2 separate regions of the Mus musculus genome follow, and region 1 is linked to region 2. A link is a loop called in an ENCODE intact Hi-C map of the cell type or tissue named here. Cell type or tissue: left cerebral cortex. All regions are shown on one strand. Each heading gives the region's core, and the rest is flanking DNA. Links, peaks and the distances in the headings are about the cores only. Region 1 overlaps Cd200 (CD200 antigen). Region 2 has its middle 27 kb from the start of Btla.

The links. A loop is a pair of places that touch in the nucleus more often than their neighbours do. Peaks named below come from ENCODE experiments on the same cell type or tissue, not always from the same donor. Only the 100,000 strongest peaks of a DNase experiment are listed, where the experiment ranks them.
Region 1: a loop joins it to region 2, with 3 times the contacts of the local background. A loop is called at or near these places in 32 of 42 quality-filtered maps.

The regions. Positions count from the first base shown.
Region 1 is chr16:45,395,446-45,403,445 of GRCm38, forward strand. Cd200 (CD200 antigen) reads right to left here. Exons shown (of 6, transcript NM_010818.3): 2 at 4,777-4,858; 3 at 1,524-1,850. Among named protein-coding and RNA genes, the nearest start is that of Cd200, 9.6 kb to the right of the region's middle. In left cerebral cortex, for the core only: a CTCF peak has its summit at 4,818; DNase peaks (open chromatin) are centred at 2,181, 4,718 and 5,035; H3K27ac peaks cover 758 bases.
Region 2 is chr16:45,191,293-45,204,350 of GRCm38, forward strand. No RefSeq gene overlaps it. Among named protein-coding and RNA genes, the nearest start is that of Btla, 27 kb to the right of the region's middle. In left cerebral cortex, for the core only: a CTCF peak has its summit at 5,732 (motif pointing right); a DNase peak (open chromatin) is centred at 5,734.

The DNA of each region.
Region 1 (8,000 bases), core at 1-8,000, 200 kb after region 2:
GGCCACAGGGTTCACCTGACAGACCTGGAAAATTTGTTTAGAAAAAATGGATATAATTTCCCCAGGAGTGTCAACCTGTCCACTTTATAATGGCCTCCCCAGCTAACAACTATATTTCAGTTGGAATGTTGGCCTTATTTTGCCAACCAGTACAAACCAACTCTTCTGTAGCTGGCTTTGCAGCCCATAAGTTAATTAGAAGCCAGTGGTAAGTGAAAGCTTGTTTGTGCCTGTAGGTTCAAGAGACAGGTAGATTGCAGTAGCTGGGGGAGTGGAACTGTAGAAGGGTGCTCAAATTCCAAGAATCAGTAAGTGCTGGGAGAGATAAAAAGTAAGGAAAAATGAGTATGATTTATGTGATTATACTGTGTCTCATAGTTTATGGGCTTATCAGAGAATGGCTTAGATAGATGCAAGTTGTATGGTTGGATAGAAAGGGGAGGATTTCCCATTTGGGGGGTGGAGGGAGAATGAGCAGGAGAGAAAGAACTAGAGAAAAATTGCAGAAATTATAAAGTGTGAAATGAGAAGCAAAACAAACAAACAAACAAACAAACAAAACAAGGAGAAGAAGACAAGAAGGAGGGATATGAGAGGGAGGAAGAAAGACAGTAAGAGAAATAGACAAATGAAAATTTTGGGAGAAAGCCTGACCTACCATTGAGAAGGTCCATCATGGACCAAGTAAGTAGAAGATCCCTGCATCCATCAGATTTCACACATCCTTGTACCTAGTAAATCTCTCCTTTCCCATGGCCAATTCACTCAGCATGCTTAAAGCCTTGCTTCAATATTAGTAATGTCTCCGCTAGGTTTGTCTTCTCCCTCCTAAAGCCTCCACATCACATTGGATGTTACAAAGTCATCCTCAGTCCCACTTCCTAATGCTCCATTGCAGTCATGCGTTAGTAAAGAAGAAACAATCTCTTCACACCACTACGCCTAGGATGTTTAAAGAATGCTTTCTATCCTGTTATACTCCCAGTTAGGAAAAGCCTCTGCTGGCTGTACCCTTAGAAATCTTGAAACTGCTTCCTCGAACTAAAACAAGAAAGATATCATATTGGCTCCAGGTTAGACTACTCTGTTGCTACTTCCAGAAGTTGTAACGGGCTCTAGAGATAATATATTGCACATTTGCTGTCCAAAAGCAGAGGTAGTAATGAATTCACTGCCGCATGGAGAATGTGTCTCCTTCATCATTGTCTTCAATGTTCGTGATGGCAAGACCCTAGAGAGAAGACAGTTCCAACCAAACAACTTAGTGCAGTGATGTTAGCTCTCTAAATTCTGCAATAATAGTGACAGCAGGCACAAAAGGCTAAGAGTCTTCTAGTTCACCTGTTCATGTTTATGAATCAAAAATCCAAGTACCATAACCACATACTCAATGCTCCTGGAAATTATATTTCTGAAAGGGAAAGAGAGAGAGGGAGAGAGAGAGAGAGAGAGAGAGAGAGAGAGAGAGAGAGAGAGAGAGAGAGAGAGAGAGAGAGAGAGAATGTATTCTCAAAGATTCTCACCATAGAGGGTAAGGCAAGCTGTTCCTGAGACCTTCTGAGAACCAAACGTGTTGAAGAGACACATGTAGCAGCCCTCATCTTCCAATGTTGTGTTCCAGAAGGTGATGCTTGAGTTCCAGAGTCCCAGCTCTGTGACATTTATCCTGTCTTTGTAGGCAGGCTGGATTACAACCCCATGGGTTTTGCTGTAGGTGACCATGTTTTCTGGGCTCACGGCTTTCTTTTTCTGCCATGTCACAATCAAGGGTTCCTGGGATGTTTTTAGAGAACATCGTAAGGATGCAGTTGTGTGCAGCGCCTTTCTTTCATCCTGGGTCACCACTTCCACTACAGAAACAACAACAACAACAAATTCTATTTTAGAACCTTATTACACACACACACACACACACACACACACACACACACACCTAGTAATGAATAAATGCATGCTGAAACTCAAATATAGAAAAGAATAAAAGAGGCAAAGAAAAAGACAAAATGTATGTTCATGCATATGTGCTAGCAGAGAAATGTGTCTGTTTGACCTAGAAAAGCAGAGGCAGAGTATAATAACAAGGCAATGATTGGTAACCAGGAAATTGTGAAGAATCCCTGTGAGCTAGAGAATAAGTAGAAAGACAAGAGCGTGAAAAGTGCCAGATGGAATCTGCTCATTAGGTGAGTTCATGCTTAGTGATGTATGAGCCAACAGTAAAGAAGAGCCAAAGAGCAACAGGCAGAGCGAACAGTTTAAGCAAAGATGAGGGAGGTGCTACACACACACACACACACACACACACACACACACACACACACACACAGACACACACATCACAGAGGGCTCAGGCTCTGGAAAATGAGGAGAGTGATCAGCAGGATGATGCTCTGGGAAGCTTGCTATACACAGTGGGTTCAAAAGATTTTTGGTACCCAACTGTCATCACACTCTATTTTTAATTAGATGTCATGACAACGATTTCTTCTCTGCAATGCAGGCCACTTATACTCTGACAGGTGACTTAATGTATTAGCTAGCATCCACGTGATAACGAATAACCAATAGCAAAGGACCAATGCTTTGTTTGAGAAAACGGACACAATGAAAGAGGAGTAGAAAATGCTACATCTAAGAACTCACAACAAATGAACCTGGACATCATAAATTAAGAAGCATTTTAGAATGAATATGGGTGAGTGAAGAAAAATGACATTTTAAGTGGTAGAAATTAGAGATCTGGAAAAGAGGAAGTACAAAATCTCAACAAACTGTTCAACTTAGCAGAATGGCTGTCACTGAATGAAGAATTCGTAGGCCAGAAGGCCAGGCCTCAGCATTCCCTGAGAATGTAACCCTTAAGGGGTATATAGGCAAAGAATTAAAGAAAAACTCAACAAATATGCTTAAGCATGTTAACACTAGTCCAGCAACATTTTTTCAAGCAGAAAAACAAAAGAATAATGATGAGGGAGCAATCCAATGTCATACTAACCATGAAACCTCATGTACTTGACAACCTAACCCTGAGACACACAAAGCAAACACTGTTGAAGTACAATAGCAATTTATAAACCCACAGTGATAATATGAGAGTTTTATATTTGTCTGTCAGAACCTTCAATTCCATAAGTTTAAATCATTAAGGCAAACATTTAAATATGATAATATAGAAAATTTTAAAATAAGCTTATAGGTGTCTATATTTAATTTGAATACACTAGATTTACATAGCCATTATATGTTTATATATATATGGGTATATATTATATATATGTATACTACTGAGTCATAAAATGTATAATCTTTTCAAAAAACAAAATATTTCCCCAAACTGAACTTGAAATTGATCTTAAAAATTTACTCTTTCTGAACACTCACCACAATATAGTAAAACCAAAAATTCCCCAATTCCTTTTCAAACTCCAATTATAGCTGAACTCATAACAAAATTCATAAATTACCAGGAACAAATGCTAACCAGAACATAATGCACTCCGTGTCTAGAAAGCTCGATGAAGCATTTCTTTGATGGGAAGATTTAACACAACTACATTTACTGGAAACCAAAGAAACTGAAACTGAATAGATGCCTACATCCAAATCTCCCACTCCATATATCAAACAGCAGCAGGGAACTAAATAATAAAATGATAGACAACATATGGATGAACAAAACCACTAAAATTTTTTCTTTAAGGGTAACCAAGCAGTTGAAATGCTAACAAGTATAAGCAGGAAATAAAGCTGCACAAACTTTCCTCCCGGAATGTCACAGAATAAAAAGAGCATAGCAGCCAGTATATCTTGGGCACCATGTTACCTAGCTGGGAACTTAAGGATGGGAACTCCTTGAAGGTAAGGACAGTTATGGAAAGTAGAATCCCATTGATGAAGATGAGGTTCCCTGAAAATCTTTGGAGATTTTGAAGAATGTGTTTGAAAAAAAATGTTGCTTTTAGATTGCAGAGTGGAAAGGAGATTAAAACTAATATTGGACATGTGCTAGGCTATGCTTGCCTATAGAGGAGATCCCATAGTGGGAAAGTTACCAACTCTTTGATGCTTGTTTGCAATCTTTGTTTGAATCCTTTTCCAATCTGCTAGTTGGTCGGTAAGTCCTGTAATGGACATCATGTGTCAGGGCTGTGGGTGGGGTGAGGCCTGCCAGCCCTTCATTGGCAGCGTCTTTCTCAGAGAAGCTATGATGTCATCAGAATGACATCATACCACAGTGATCAGAAAAGAGCCAACAGAAAGGGAGCAGCAGCCTCCCTCCAAAGGACAGGAAAAATTAGGAAACTCAGAGATGGTGGAACAAGCAAGGTTATTGTACAGGAGACAACGTAAGCTTTTGCATCTCTGAGTGACAGTATTTTTTTTTTCTTTACCTTTTACTTTTTGTAAAAAGCAGATGAACTCAATTTTAAGGACGGCCTTCCAAATATTCCCAGGCCTTTAAAATTTAAGTCCGGGGAATTTCAAATACATTCCCCCAATTCAATTCTCTGGGTGAAAGTCTGACATCATATTTTACTAGGGAGGGGATTGTTTTTCTTAAATCTAGTTTATCTACTGGAATTGCTTCTGAGTGCCAAATTGTTCTGCTGCTCTGAAAACAAAAGTGTGGAGAGTGGGAAGAGGAACTCCCACTGTTCCAAGGCTGATAGCATGCCCTTAAGTACCTCATGCAGATGAGTGGGCTAGCCTAGTAGGCTAAGGAGAGGCCATCCTTCACCCCGGAGGCTCTCCCGAGGAAGAACGGGGTATCTTTACCTTGAGCTGTGCTCAGCGCTACTGCTGCCATGCCCCAAATCAGGCTGTAGGTGGAGAGATGGCAGAAAGGTCTCCTGAATACCTGAAGACAGAAAGCAAACGACAGAAACAGAGGTTGCGTTTGGACAGAGCCAGGGAAATGTCCTCATAATACCTGTGTTAGGAAACGCAGGAGTCAAGTGTTTACCCACCAGAGTTTTGTGGAAACAGAACCCAAGGCTATAAATGGAAGAAAAATCAGCGTGCTCAGGATGTGGGACGAGGAAAGCTACTGTGTGGCTCTTTCATAGCCCTGCCAGTGCAAGCCTTGCTTTTAAAGCTACCATTGTCAAGAGCAAAGTCTTGAACACATAGGCTTCCTGAGCCAAGCTGTCTCACGCTAATAGAGAAAAATGCAGAAAATACAGATGCCAGACAGCTTACCCTTCCCAAATAATCAACTGCTGTTAATATTAAGGACAAAGCTCCAAGGGAAAACATTTTTCAGAAATGTTACTGTCCTGAGCTTTGCCGGGGCCGACTCTCTTGAAAATACAACCAATTAAAAAAATATTTAGAAGCCAGTACTAATATTAACTTTGTTTATTCCTTCATCACTTTGTTTTTCTTTACTGGGCCAGGAATCCTCTGTCCCGATAGATGTCCTGGCACTACTTAGGAAAAATGTTATTCTGGGCATTGCCTTTCTATAACCTGAGGAGACAGAGTGTGCAGGTCAGCTACCCTTTATGGTTGTCTCAGAACTGTTTTACTGGACCTAAAGTATGCTTTCTAGTATTTCTGTTTGGAACTAATATAGTGTGTGTGCATGCACGTGTGATATTGATGGGTGAATCACAAGCTACACTTTATGTGTGAAGGTCAGGGAACAACCTGGTAGATGTGGCTCTCTCCTTTCACTTTTATGTGAGTTTCAGAGACTGGACTTGAGTCACCAGACTTGTGCAGCAGGGGCCTCAACACATTGAGCCATCTCACTGGCCATAATTCTCAAATTTTTATACTAAAGGAATGTAAGACATGGTAGTTTTCTCTGTAACTTTCATGAACTGAATTTCATTTTTCTTTCATGTTGCCATTCCAACTGGGGCTAGAAACTTCCTTTCTGTCAAAGTAGTACCCTCTCTGTCCATTCAGCTTACAAGCACCCCAACACTCTTATTAAGCTCCCCATTTCTGACATGACATTTGCAACCCAGGAGCTTATGGGGGCTTACAGCACACCAAGACATAGCATAGGGCTACCAGTCTTTCACTACAACCATTTTTCTACCTTGTATTCGCTAAGATAGCTATGTTTCTCTCAGTCACCAAGGCCATCTTTCTAACAATTATTACTTCCAAGGCCAACTGGAGCTCTCCTGTGCTCTTATAAACTATCCTAGGTTCTCCTTGTACTGGGCAAAGAAAATTGATGAATTATCTCTCTAAATGTCACTCTGTTACACTGCATCTTGTCTTCTTTTGGGACGCAAGGCAGGTCTATGTTTGAGTCTCTATGGCTGAGATAGCATACAGTGTTCCTTCTTTTTATACAAGTTGGTGCCTGGTTGTAGCTGTAGACACCAGTCAGCCCTTTTCTTCTCTTGGACTGGAAAACTCTTATCTCCCTAGAGTCGGAAAAGCTGGTTCTTCCACTATCCTGGAGCTTGTCATCATTTCTTTCTGGAATAAACTTTTCCCTCCTCTTTCAGCCTGTTGGGTTTTAAAGCTTGAATGTCTAGCTTAGAGTTATTATAAAGCTTTGTTTTCTGAAATGTCCCTGACTTTCAGTGATCACATTCTTCACCTAAGTAGAAGGTTCATGACTGTCTGGTTTGAAAGAATAAATGACTGGGATAGATACATATGTGATAAATGTATCAAAAGTTTTATTTCAACTTTTAGTTTGCTTTTGGTGACTAAACTACTAATAACCACAAGACTAACAAATATTTGAACACATTATGTGCCCGGTGCTGTCATCAACACTTGAGAGCAACTACTGCACCCAACACTTCAGGAACCTGTTAAGAAGGTGCTACTCATATCAACTCTTGCACAATACAGAATGTGAAGGAGGAGAGATTTTAAGTAGTTTTCCTCAGGTAGCATAGCCAGAAAGTAGTAGAGACAAGACTCAAAGCCAAGCACTGGCTCCAAAGTTTACAATCTTATCCACACCAAAACACTGCCTGACCCTGTGCACAAAGAACTGTTTTTTTTTTAAATTATTGGATATTTTATTTATTTACATTTTGAAATCTTATCCCCCTTCCCAATTTCCCCTCTACAACCCTCTGATCCCATCCTCCTCTGCTTTTATGAGGGTGCTCCTCCACCCACTCCTGCCTCACCTCTCTAGCATTCCCCTACCCTGGGTCATCGAGCCTCCTCAGGACCAAGGGCCTCCCCTCCCATTGATGCTAGATAAGGCCATCCTCTGATACATATGCAGCTGGAGCCATGGGTCCCTCCATGTGTATTCTTTGGTTGGTGCTTTAGTCCCTGGGAGCTCTGGGGAGTCTGGTTGGTTGATATTATTTTTCCTATGGGGTTGCAAACCCCTTCAGCTCCTTCAGTCCTTCCCCTAACTCCTCCGTTGGGGTCCCTGTGCTTAGTCCGATAATCGGCTGCGAGCATCCACCTCTGTATTGGTCAGGCTCTGGTGGAGCCTCTCAGGGGACAGCTATAGCATTGTTGGTTTGTAAATTTAATCACAAATGTAAAAATATTTTTGTACCTTCTATCTCAAAAGCACCATTGTGAGGATCCTCAAGCTCTTGCTGATTTGGCAGGATAAGAGGGTCACATTTAATGAAGCTTCCAGGCCCGAGCAATCTGACAGGCACTATGAAATTGTCTAAAAGTTCCCAGCAGATGCCTCATGGACTCCTAGAGGCCCATTTCCTACTACCTGGAGCCCAGCACCTACACAGGTACTCTATAGCCTCAGACTGCTGGGCCTCCTCCTTGCACACCAGGTTCTTCCTTGCCAAACTTTTAGACCTTTCAAATTGCCAAGCTTCCTTGCACTCCAGTTCCTTTGTGTCTTCCTTTCCCCTAATGCTTCCAATTGAAAGGATAAACGAAACAGCCTGGGTTAACAACTTTATGAATGACAGGAAATTCATCATCATTTCATTGTGTGAAGTGTTTCTTTTGGACTTTTTATTTCCGAGACAAGAGTCTTACTGCCTGCCAGATCTTCTCTTTCCCAGATATTAGTCACTTAATACAAGAAA
Region 2 (13,058 bases), core at 2,222-10,221:
TAAAAAAGAAAAGTCCATAATGAAGATAATGATTTAGTGGGCATAATATGATGCTTGCTATAATAATGCAGTCAAGACGTAAGTATGGTAGCCACTATCTTCATCCAGCCTGTAGGGCAGTCTCCCTTTTCTTTGAACCTTTTTTAAAGTTAACAAGAACCAGGTTTCATTATGGCATTTATCCCTCATACACATTGCTCTGTTCTCTGCAGATTAAGTCTTTCTTAACTTTCCAGACTGATTTTACTGGAGAATTTTTATTTTAATGCTTTCATTTTAATACCCTTATGGTAAGTTATATGTAATATTAGATGTTATTGGCCTGTTTTCTCCCAGTTAAGTCAGTTTTCATGAGAAAGTAGATACCTTCAATTCCTTCTCCTTTCTGTTTTAGGTAAATAGCTGGTCATATTTATCTTAGAAAGCACTAGGTGTGGGCGCATGTGCACTAACACACACACACACACACACACCACACGCACACACACACTAGTTTCTTTGATACCTTCAGAGCTTAATGGTAGAAATTTTATCCAGCATCCTCAGTTTTCAGCTTGTCTGATGTTTTCAGTGAATAGTCTGAGGTAAAAAATTTTGAAGACTACCACAATAGGGATTTGAGAGGCTACCACAACAGTAGTGTGTCTGCCCTTTGCTCTATGTCAGGTAGGTCCTTTTAATTGCACTCTTAGTGGTGAGCATTATTAGATTGAGTCTGAACTTTTAAAACATTTCAGAGGTCATGAAGGGAGAGGGGTCATCAGGAGAGGAACTGATCTTTGCTTCTGGAGAAAGGAGTTTCAAAGAACATGGTCTATGTTAAAAGCACCGTCACACCTGATAGACCTTGGGGGACCTACTTTTAGTTACCACAAATACTCAGCTTATAGTTATACATACAAAACCAGTATTTGGCATTCTTTCATGGCTCTTGCCTGAAATACTGATTACTGTGACGTTTTAATGGTATATTCATGTTTTTCACCTCACCCTACTGCCTGATTTACTGTAATAAATCTAGGAATTGGGTAGTGTGAGCCTGCCAGCTTTTTACTTTAAACAGTTGTTTTTGGCAATTTTGCTTTTACATGTAAATTTTAGGATACACCTGTATATACAGTGGTTTTGCTGGAGTTTGGGTAGAAAATGCATTGAGTCTATAGACCAAGCAAGAGAGACTTGAAACAAAGCAATCTTCAAATCTGGAAGTGTAGCATTTTATAATATTTTGACTTTTTTTATCTTTCATATATTTGGCTTGACATAGTTTTGTGGGATTTGGGTATGATTTTATCTTTTTTTGTCATTTCTGATTCCACTGTTTTATTCTTATGTATGGAAATATATTTTACTGTGATAGGCTTCAGATTGTGTAGTCCTGTTAAGAGTCATATTAAATTTCAATGCTTTTAGGTAGGCAGAGTCATGGCCTTGCAGTTAAAAGGGTGTTGCCTTTGCAGTGAACCCAAGTGTAGTTCCTACTACCACCACTGGGTGGCTCACAACTGCCTTTAACTCCAGCTCCAAAGGATCTGTTGTCCTCTTTTCTCCTTGGTGGGCATGTGCCCTCACATGCGTGCCTACCCATCCCCCACACATAATTAAAGGTAAAAAGTCTTTTAAAAATTCTAGTGATTTGTTTATACTTTCAGATCACCCTTTATAGAATATTGTCAAATGCAAATAAATAGTTTCACTTTTTTTCTAATCTATTTCCATTTTCTCATATTGAACTATCTAGGAATGGTCAAGTAGGAGTGATAAGAAATACTTGCCTTTGTGATCTTTGAGAAGGGTTATTTTATCAATTCTGTAGCATCAGCTAGTTTTGTATAAATGCCCTTGGACTGAGCGTCTCTGAATATTGAATTTTTTCTTTATATTTATTGAAATGACCAGCTTTTTAAAACTTTAGTAGATTACATTGATTACTGAAATAACTTTGCCCTTTTTGGATAAATTGCATATCTGTCTTTATCTAAAATATTTTATTTAAATTCAGCTTTCTATTGTGTTGATAAATTTTGCATCTGCTCTTTTGGGCATATTGTTCTGTGGGGTTTTTCCATAGTCTTGGTTGATTTGGGTTTGTGAGTAATGCAAGTATGAATTGAAAAGGCTTTCTAGGCTTAAAGAAATGGCACAGGAGTTCTTGCTGCTCTTCCAGAAGACCTGATTAAGATCCCAGCCCCACATTGGGTAGCTCACAACTTCCTGTAGCTCCATCTACACCAACTGTGTAGGGAGTGATCCAACACCCTTGCTGGCCTTTCCAGACACTTGTAAACACATACATTAGAAAAATCTATACCTTTGAAAAATCTTCTCTAAAAGCAATTTCTGAAGGGTTTTTTTTTTTTAATTAGGATTTACTGGTTTAAAAAAAGCAAAAAAGCAAACAATAAGAAAAAAAAGGATCTCCTGCAACTGATTTCAGACTCACTATGTAGTTGAAAAGGGCCTTAAAATTCTCATCGTCCTGTCTCCACCTCCAGAATTCTGTGATTACAGGTGTACTCCATCATGCCCAGTTTATGAAGTGCTAGAAATTGAATCCTTGGCTTCATATATTCTAGGGTGAATTTGGCGATTCTTTTTTAATGAATTTGACCATAATGGAGGTATTAAGATGGAATTTCTACTCAAGATGTGTGACTACCATCCCACCTCCACCTCCAGTTATGTACCACAATAGACACTACTGAGTGCTCATTCTGATGTTTTCTGATGAGTGCCAGATAGACTTTATGGGAAGAGAATCTGAAAATTATTGAGGACTCAAAATTATATTCTGACAGTTTTCCTCCATTGTCCACTCTCTTCAATGTGTTTCCTGTCCCAGCTGACATACATGGAGCATGAGTCAGCGCTCTTCCCACCTGGTCAAATTTTGGACCAGCTAATTTCATTTGTGTTCAGATTTCCTCTATGATGTATAAAGTTATAAATACAAATTTAGTTTTATTCTGCTTTGCTTTAAGGATGAAATTAATGTTTCCTAGTTTTCTACATTCTGAGGCAGAAATCTGTATATTTCAAGAATACCAGTTCAGTTCCACAATAGGTTACTCAGTGAAGGTAGATGGTGGGAAATATTCTGCTCTCTGCACATAAGGTGGTGATGTGCACTGACTTACCAATGCACTTGCTGCATAACATTTTGATATTTGTGTTTTTAGCAGTGTAAAAATGGTGAATTTAAAGGTGTAATTCAAATAATGATTTGAGAGCTCTGAACACCTTCAAAATTCAGTTATCTAAAGGATGCATACTTTATTCTGTAGTATTTGGCCTTATAATATCAAAGGCAACCTCAACTTAAAACCAGTCACATCAGAAAATATATATCAAGAAGTAAGAAAATGGGAGTTGTGTTATATGTATGAGCCCAAGAATGTTGATTTTCATGAAGTTTGTTAGTTGCTACAGATAAGAAAATTTACACTTTTCCCATTTCCCAGACATTAAAGAGAACATGCTAAATTTCTGATTAGACAATGAAAGAATGGCATTAAGCCTAAAGTAAGTATAAAATCACAGCTTTCTAAAGCAAAATATAAGACAATATACTGTGATCAAGGATGCAGTAGGATTTAACATTTTTAAATTAAAATATAACTATGTCACTTTGCTACCTCCATTTCCTCCCTCCAACCTCTCCCAAGCTTCGCTCCCCAGAGAGTCTCCCAAACACCAGCCCCATCTATCCCATTGTCCTTTTAACATGGACTATAATGCAGGAAAAAAGTGTGATTATGCCAAAAGTATTCTTTTAAAGACACTATGGATAGATTTTGCAGACAAATAGTTGAGAGAGGGTATTTGTAAAGTTCATAACAGATGTCTGTTTCACCTTTATACAGAGAAGTCCTGCAAATTAGCAATGACTTTGGTGGGATATTAATGTCTGTGTATAAAAATTACCCTACAGCTCCGTAGCTAAAGCAATGTTAGTTTGAATCCTGTGGTGGTTTGAATGAAAATGACCCCCATAGGTTCATATATTTGGTTGGTCATCAAAGAGTGACACTACTTGAAAGAGATTTAGGGGGCATGGCCTTGTTGAAGTAGTTGTGACCTTGTTGGAGGAAGTGTGTCGCTGGGGAAGGGGTGGGCTTTGGGGTTTCAAATGCCAAAGCCAGTTCCAGTAGCTTTTTCTTCCTGCTGCCTGTGGCCCAGATGTAGCACTCAAGTTTCTTCTCTAGCACCATGTCTCTGTGCTGCCATGTTTCCCACAGTGCTGATACTGGACTAAACCTCTGAGCTGTAAGCAAGCCCAATGAAATGTCTTCCTTTATAAGAGTTGCCTAAGACAAAGAATGGACTAAGACAAACCTGGAGCTTTGAGTGGCCTCACGTGTTTTTCTGGGTCAGGTGAGATGCAGCACTCATGCAGCCATGTTTGCAAGTACCTGAAGGCTAAAACTGCAAATTTCACCCGTAAAAGCACTTGTCCATATATCAGATATATTAGCTTTTGTGTTACTATGATCAAATAACATGAATTGATAGGAAAATGGGATAGAGGAGGTCTGGCCTCATAGCCAGCCAGGAAGCATAGAGGCAATGCCAATGCTTGGCTGTCTCGTTATCATTTCATCTAGGCCCCCAGGGTCTCAGTGTATGGCACCAATTGCATTCGGACTGTGTTGTTCATTTATTAGGCTCTGCAAATACCCTCACAGACATACCTGGAGATGGATCTTCAAGTGGACAAGATTATTACAATGGGCAAGTTGGTGATGGTACGGGGACCTCCCTAGATAGCTGTCTAGTATCCCCAGACAGAGAAACTTACCTAAGAGGGTGGGAAAGAAGCCAGGATCTCTCCCTTGACTGACTCTTAGAATTTACACACTGCATGTCCCTCATTCTACTCAATGTAGTTGGAAAATACACTTTCATGTGAATGTTACGGCATAGATCATAGTTGGCTACCCTGAAGGCCTACTACCATGGTCAGAAATTTCAAATTTAAAGAAACATGAACTAGAAATAGGCAACTTAAAAAAAAAAAACCCTCACTATGCCCCCATGGTGCACAGCTGGTGCACAGTTGACTGGTGTAGCGTTTTGGGAGAAGAATTTCTTAGAACCTGGTCAAGGAACTCCTACTGTAGGGCATATATCCTAAAGAAATGGTTGAAGAGCACCGTAGGGGACATCTGGGAGGACGCTGGTTCTGTTCATGGTGGTATGAATTGGGAGAATTCTACTCATTAATCACAGGTAGTTTTATTTAATTTTTCATCTTAACACAAAACATTTCAATTGGTTTTGAAATTGTTTGATTTTTTACAACCAGTGAAACATGCAGGTGTCACAGGTAGTTTTATAAGGTACTATATAGCAGCTAAAGCTGTGAAACTGAGACTAGTTCTTCAGCATTGATCTGAATAAAGTTACTTATTGCCCTTTTGCTTTCTTTCACTTTCCACTTATTTGATTATTTATCTGTCATTTCAGATTTGGTATGTGTAGCTGTGGCTGAAGATTTCTGACTTTACAAATTTGTAGAACAATAAGAACCGCCCCCATGCCCGTACCAATTCTTCCCTTCACTAGAGCCAAAGAGCTAGACATCCCCCTATTTCTCTGCCTCATATTCTATTCCTCCACAAGTCCTGCCTCCCTGACTCAGAACTGTCCCATTTCTTGGGATGCTGTATGTATACTGATGCCAATTCTCAGGAGTCGTGGGTCACACACTCAGAAATATTTGTCCAGCAGAGGGCAGTAGAACAGCACAAAATTTGAGCATGTAGGGGATTGCTGGTAGGCATTGAGTATCAATCCTGTGCCGCTTTTGTCCTTCGTATTTAACACAGAATACTTGAATGCCTACTTGTAAAATGAGAGGAACGGACTAAACCAATTAATTTTGTTCTGGTGATTTTTTTCAAAGTCCTGTTTCCAGAAGCACTTGGTGTTAAAGAACTACATTGGGAATTCCAGGAATTGGAGGGCTTCAGTTCTTTCCCTACTGCTATCTACCAAGAGGAATATGTTATCACTTGATATATTGGCCTTTCTCATAGCATTTGGGAGGAGGGGAGAGTTTTATACATCAAGAAATAGATAACTGCATTCTCACCAACATTTTCTACTGAGCTGTGTTTTCTTTTTTGGCACTGGTACGTGTCGAACCTAGAGTCTTATACATGCTAGGTAAATACATTACTGCTGAAATACGTACCCAGTTCTTTTAAGCATACTGTTTATGTGAGGCTGGGTCTCACTGGGTTGTTCAGTCTGGTCTTGAACTCACTCTATAGTCCAGGCAGCCTTTCAAGTAACTGGATTTTGAAGCAGATAAAACTCATTTTTTTTCCTTCATTATAGATTCTTGGTACGTTTTTATTTTCTAAGGCAAAATACCTAGAACTAGATACTTTATAAAGAAAGTAGGCTTGTGTAGCTTATAGTTCTTGAAATTGCTGGACTCCAGTGTGGGACTGGTGATGGATGGTATCAATGGCAAAAAAGCATTTGTGGAAGAGATTGCCTGGTAAGAAAGAAAACACTGGGCCCATCTCACAGGGACCAAGCAATGCTGACAAAACAAGGCTTAAGCTCACAAACAATGTTAATCTATTCCAGAAGGAACAGTCCTATGACACGCCCACTTCTTAAGAGTTCCACTCATTTACTGCATGCTGGGGACCAAGCTTTAGAACTCAGACCTTTGGAGAACGCAAACCATTTTCAAGCTGTGGCAATTGCCACTATAAGAACTGTGCAGTAGTAAACACTGTGGTTTGGGTTTGCTTTAGTTGATGGATGGTGATTTTAAGCATCTCTTCATTTACTTATTAGCTGCATGGCTTTTGTGCCCACTGTTTTTCATTGTTGAGATTTTTTTTTTCAAAGCAATCACAACACTTAATGTTTTAATATATTTGTTTTAATTGTTGGAGAATTTCGTTCATGCTTACAATGTATTTTGATCATATTAAGCTCCTACCACTCCCCAACTTATCCCTGGTTTGATCCACCCCCTCCCAACTCATGTCCTATTTTTTAAAATAACCAACCAAATCCAGTTTGTGCTCTCCATATACTCATGACTGTTGGGCTATTCACTGGAGCATGGTCAACCTACCTGAGGGTGTTCACTTCAAACTGACCCTCCCCTCATCCAGAAGTGATCAACTGTCAATAGCTCCTTATCTAGGTGTGGTGGCTCATGAACCTCTTTCCATGTTGAAATGTTGATCGATTTGATCTTGTGCAGGTCTTGTAGAGACAATTACAGCTTCTGATTTCACGAATAGAGTGGTCTTGTTATGTCACCCTGATCTTCCAGAACTCTGACTTTCAATCTCTCTGTGTCTTCTTTCATGATGGTCTCTAGCCTTGGAAGGAGGGAAGAGGTGTGGTGATGCAGATGTTCTGTTTCCAGATGATGCTCTATAGACACTCATGCTTTGCAATTTCACCAGTTGTGAGTTTCTGTGTTAATCACTGTTCCCTGCACAAAGAAACTCATCTGATGAGGCCTGAGAGCTGCACTAATCTATAGGTACAGAGATGAATTTAGAGAGCAGTTTGACACTAGGTCAATTTAACAAAATAATAATAGTAGGTTGACCCCTGGGGCCTATTAACTAGACCTAACTGTAGGTTCTTGTTTAGCTTTACAATACCAGCCATTTATTTCCTGTGGAGAAAGCCTTTAAAAACTGCCCATATTTAAATTATGGTTTTTTTTTCTGTTGAATTATAGACACCTCATGTATTTTTGACATAAATTCATATTAGCTACATGGGTTGAAAGTATTTTCCCCAAGCCTTTTCAGTCTTGGTTGTTTTGTTGGTAGTTTAATTTCTTTCAAACTATACATCTACATCGAGATAAAACAATTCTAGCCTAGAGTCTTCCATTCCCATCCAAATGGAACAAGTTTTAAAAAGACTTGTACAAGAATGTTCACAGTGTCTTGTTTTTAAAAAAGATGGCAATGGGAAAAAGCCCAGGTGACCTTATGGAACAATTAATAAACTATGGGACTTAGCATAGATTGCATTCCCACTGAGAATGCCCTAGAGATGCAGTTGCTAAGAAAACCTCACAAATATCTGGTGGCATTCGTCTTTGCTGTTAAACATTTTCTGCCTGTAGTAGTAACTTGTGGTCTCTAATTTGCACTTCCATAATTGTGGTGACCATATTTTCATATATGTACTGCCCCTTCATGGATCTTTAAAAAAATGTCTATGCAAATTTATTTCCTGTTTTTCAGTTGGATTTTTAGTAACTTGTTCAAGTGTGGGTTTTATATACCCTATATACTAGACTTTTAGTTTATGTATGTTTTGCAAATAATTTTAGTTTGTGAATTGACTGTTCGTTTCTTTTTTTCTTTTTCTTTTTTGTTGTTGTTTGAGATGTTTGTTTGTTTGCTTGTTTGTTTGTTTGTTTTTCAGACAGGGTCTCATGATATAGGCTTGGCTGACCTGCAGCTTGCTATGTAGATCAAGCTGATCTCAAACACAAGAGGTCTTCCAGCCCCTGCCTGCTAGAAATAAAGACATGTACCACAATACCAGTCTTCGTTTTCCTAGATGTAGTTTTTGAAGAATACAAATTTTAGTTAAATTTTTATGAGGCTAGGTTTCTAATTTTTTCTCTAGTGTTGCTTCTATACTCTGCCCAGAAATCATTCTACACTTAAATTGTTAGAAAAAAAATGGGTTATCTTGCCAGAATCACCCCTGTTACTGGGTAAATTAGGGTTCTCTCTTGATGTTCTTAGTCTTGTTAATAAAAGAACTTTATAATGGAATCAAAATAAAAGCTTGAGAAATTTTATTAGAGTTTTAAAATTAAATGAAAGCAAACAAGCTGCAAATCTTGGCTGCCTAGAGGAGAGAGAGAGAAGCAAGCAAGCAAGCAAGCAAGCAAGAAAAAAAGAAAGAAAGGAGAAGGAGATGGAGGAGAAAGACCATACCGTTCGAGCTAAGCCATCATGAAGATCAGCCACATAGTAAGGAGGGAAGCCTTGAAGAATGAATGAATCCAAAGTGTTAGGAAAAGCATGGTTGGTCTCTGACCAGCATCTAAAGGAAAAGTACAGAGAAGAAAAAAAAATAAACATACACCTTTCAGAGTCTGTATAAGAGGCCAACAGAGCCTCTTGTCCCTTTCTTACCCTTCTGATCCCCATGAGCCACTGAGAGGGCAAGTATGCTGGCAAGGGAAAGTATATTATGATCTCAATAAGTGGATAATTATTCCTCCCACCTCTTTAACACAGCTTCAAATGGATCTGCCTTTCTGAGGCCAGGTGATTGACCTGCCTACTGCATTAACCTTTAAGGGAAGAGAGTATGGCATGTGCCAAGCCAGAAGTAGATTCTACCCTTTAATAAGGTGAACGTTCCATTTGTATGCAACAGCTTGATAGTTTTAACTGTTAGGTGTATGTTTGGTGTGGACAAGTTGGTCCATGCCTCTATTCCCCACATTTTGTTTAGAAGACTTTCTTTCCTGGCTTACTTTTAATGAAGAGTGAGAGAACCTATGAGTTTTTCCATTGGTCCCTTTGATATGTTTGTCTATCCTGACACCACGCTGTGATTATATGGCTCTATAGGAAGACTTCCTCGGATTACTTTGGATATTCTTCATCCTTTCAATTTCATATACACTTCAAATATGAGCTGGAGGGACGGTTTTGTGGTTAAGAGAACAAGGTATTCTTGCAGAGGACTGGGGTTCAGTTTCCAGAGCCCATGTTGGATGACTCATGACCATCTGTAATACTATTTCCAGGGCATCTGACACCATCTCCTGACCTCTAAGGATACCTGCTTTCCATGTGCATACACACACAAACAGACACATACATACACATGATTTAAAACAAATATTTTTTTAATTTAAAAAGTTTTCTATAAAAATTATCCCCTTATATTTTTAACTGAGATTGTTATGAATTTATAAATATGTTTGGTAGAAAAGTAACCTTTCAACAGCGAGCTTATGCTTCATTAATGAATGTAGTATTGAAATGGGTCTGGCAGGGAAATAAATATTTTGAAGAAACACTTGTGTACCCTATTTTGGCTTCTAGACTGTTAACAGGATACACCCCAAGAAATTGGAATTTTCCCAGGGATCTCATGCTGGGAAGAGGAAAAAAAAAAAAGCCTAAAGTGCCTGCCTGTTGGAAGGCATGCAGAAACAGATTTGGCATTGTTAGACTACCTTACACATGACACAGTCATTGACCAAAACATGTCAATGGTGGACAGGACCGCGCTGAACCAGGACTTCTTGGTTAGGCTTGCCTTTGGCTTTCACTTCAGAATGCAGAAGATAGACTTGTGGGGGGCAGCAGGGGATATCACTGTATTTCTTGTTCCTCTTCCCAGTGTGGCCACATTGAATGCATCTCCTTTTTTTTTTTTTTTTTTTTTTTTTTTTTTTTTGCTTTTACTAATAAATTTGACTGTGCTAATTGACTTACTGAGGATGGAGGCAAACCTGGCTTCTTGACCTCAAGATTGGTAGCAGAATAATTCATTTTTAAGGACATCTACTTACTTTGATAATTTTTAGTTTGTCTTTCTAAATAGTTCTAGAACTATTTAACTGATTCCTGCAATATTTTGAATTATGATTGTTAAATTCTTATATAAGTTTCCTTGGTCAATCTGTCTCATTACAAAAGCAGAGAAGTAACTGATCAACTAAAACATTGGGGAAGACAAATGCTGAGTTGAAATTATATAACTACATCATTTTCTTCAGATTTTATGTTAAGAGCATTCTTTATTTCATTACCAGCCAGGAGACCGTTTTCTGTGAGGTTTCATGTTACTGTATCTTGTGCACACAAGCATAAATCACTCTTTGCTGTGGACTCTCCTTTTCAAGGACTCTTAAAGAGTGAAAGGCCATGGCAGATACAGCATCTGAAAAGTAAGGATGTTTTGTTTATTATCCCAAATAGTAAAGACAATGTCTCACCCTCTGGGCAGAGCGGGCATGTTCAGCTATTGTTTATCTTAAGAAGATCGAGTTCCCTTAGTTCAGAATGCTGTAGTGTAAACTACCTGGCATGCGAATATTCCTGGCTCTTGTGTTACCTTGTGATAACTGGGGCTTGGAACTCTAACAGGAAAATATAATTAACACCGCTTTTCCTACAAAACAACTGTCCTTACCGTTGCCTCATGAGGCTTATGTCTTCTGCCAGCATCTGTGAAGTGTGATAGACTAATTATTAACTTATAAGCAGAGCAAATATCATATTTTCAGACTCAGTTCTTGCCAACAACCTTCTTTACACTGAAAAAGGTCTCTTCTCATTAAAACTTGATGAGTTTTTTTTCCTGAATTAATGAATTCTGCCACATGTTTTTTTTACCGATTGAAAAAGGTGTTTTTTACTTTAAAAATATTTTACTAAGTATATTGAGTTTTGACTGTTAGACTGCTTTGATGTTTCTGGGATATACCCTGTTTGTTTACAGTGTGTTATTCAGTTTTTTTCATCCAGTGTTTGCTTTGCTGATATCTTGTAAAGTACCTTTTACAGCTATGTTTCTGGGAATTTTTTTTTCCAGGAAGATATTTGTTACATATTTAATCTCTATCTATAGGCTTATTCAAAAGATGTTATATATGTTTGCATAAGGCTATTATTCACTATACCTTATTATCATTTTAATATGTGGGAGCTGTGGGCACACATTCCTTTTCATTTCTTGTTCTGTACTCTCTAATCCTCTTGGTGCCTGATGAATCAGTTTTATTAATCTTTGCAACAGATTGAACTTCTGGCTTTTATACCTTTGGTTTTCTTTTTGATTGTTTCGTTTTTGGTTTTTTTGTTTTGTTTTGTTTTGTTTTGTTTTTCTTTTATCATTTTCTTCTACTACTTTGGGCTTTTCTCTTTTTGCTTAAATGTTTACTCTGAACATATCTCATTAGTTCTGACTTTTCTTCTTTTCTAAAATGAGCATTTAATATGTAAGTCTTAGGGCTGGAGAGAGTTTTCAGTGGACAAGAGTGCCTGCTGCTCTTGCAGAGAGGATGGTTCTGAGCGCCCATCTCAGGTGCTTCACAACAGCCTGTTACTCCAGCTCCATGGAATCTGATGCCTCAGTCCTCCAATGCAGCTGCACTCATGTGCATAGACCGACATGTGGACATAGACACATAAAAGTAAAATAAACTCCATGTAAGCTTTGCTGTGGCGTCATTTACAGATGTTGAGGCGCCATATTTTACATATAGATATAAATATAGATATAGATACACACACACATATATATACATAGCCACTATGGTTTAAAGGTTGCAGTTGAATTAAAGTCTAACATATTCTGATTACCCTTCTTAGAATTGGGAACAAAACACCCATGGAAGGAGTTTGGAGACAAACTCACCCAGAGACAAAGTTTGGAACTGAGATGAAAGGATGGACCATCTAGAGACTGCCATATCCAGGGATCCATCCCATAATCAGCTTCCAAACGCTGACACCATTGCATACACTAGCAAGATTTTGCTGAAAGGACCCAGATATAGCTGTCTCTTGTGAGACTATGCTGGGGCCTAGCAAACACAGAAGTGGATGCTCACAGTCAGCTATTGGATGGATCACAGGGCTCCCAATGGAAGAGCTAGAGAAAGTAACCAAGGAGCTAAAGAGATCTGGAACCCTATAGGTGGAACAACAATATGAACTAACCAGTACCCCCCGGAGCTCGTGTCTCTAGCTGCATATGTATCAGAAGATGGCCTAGTTGGCCATCAGTGGAAAGAGAGGCCAATTGGTCGTGCAAACTTTATCTGCCTCAGTACAGGGGAACACCAGTGCCAAGAAGTGGGAGTGGGAGGGTGGGGGAGTGGGTGGGGGAGCATGTGGGGGACTTTTGGGATAGCATTGGAAATGTAAATGAAATAAATACCTAATTAAAAAAAAAACAGAGAAAGCTTGAATCCGAACTCAAATATTTAAAACTCTGAAACCTATCACTTCTTTTTAACAGTTCTTTCTTTCCCTACAGGCAGAGGGGTCAGGGTGGTTCCAATAGGAGCCAGA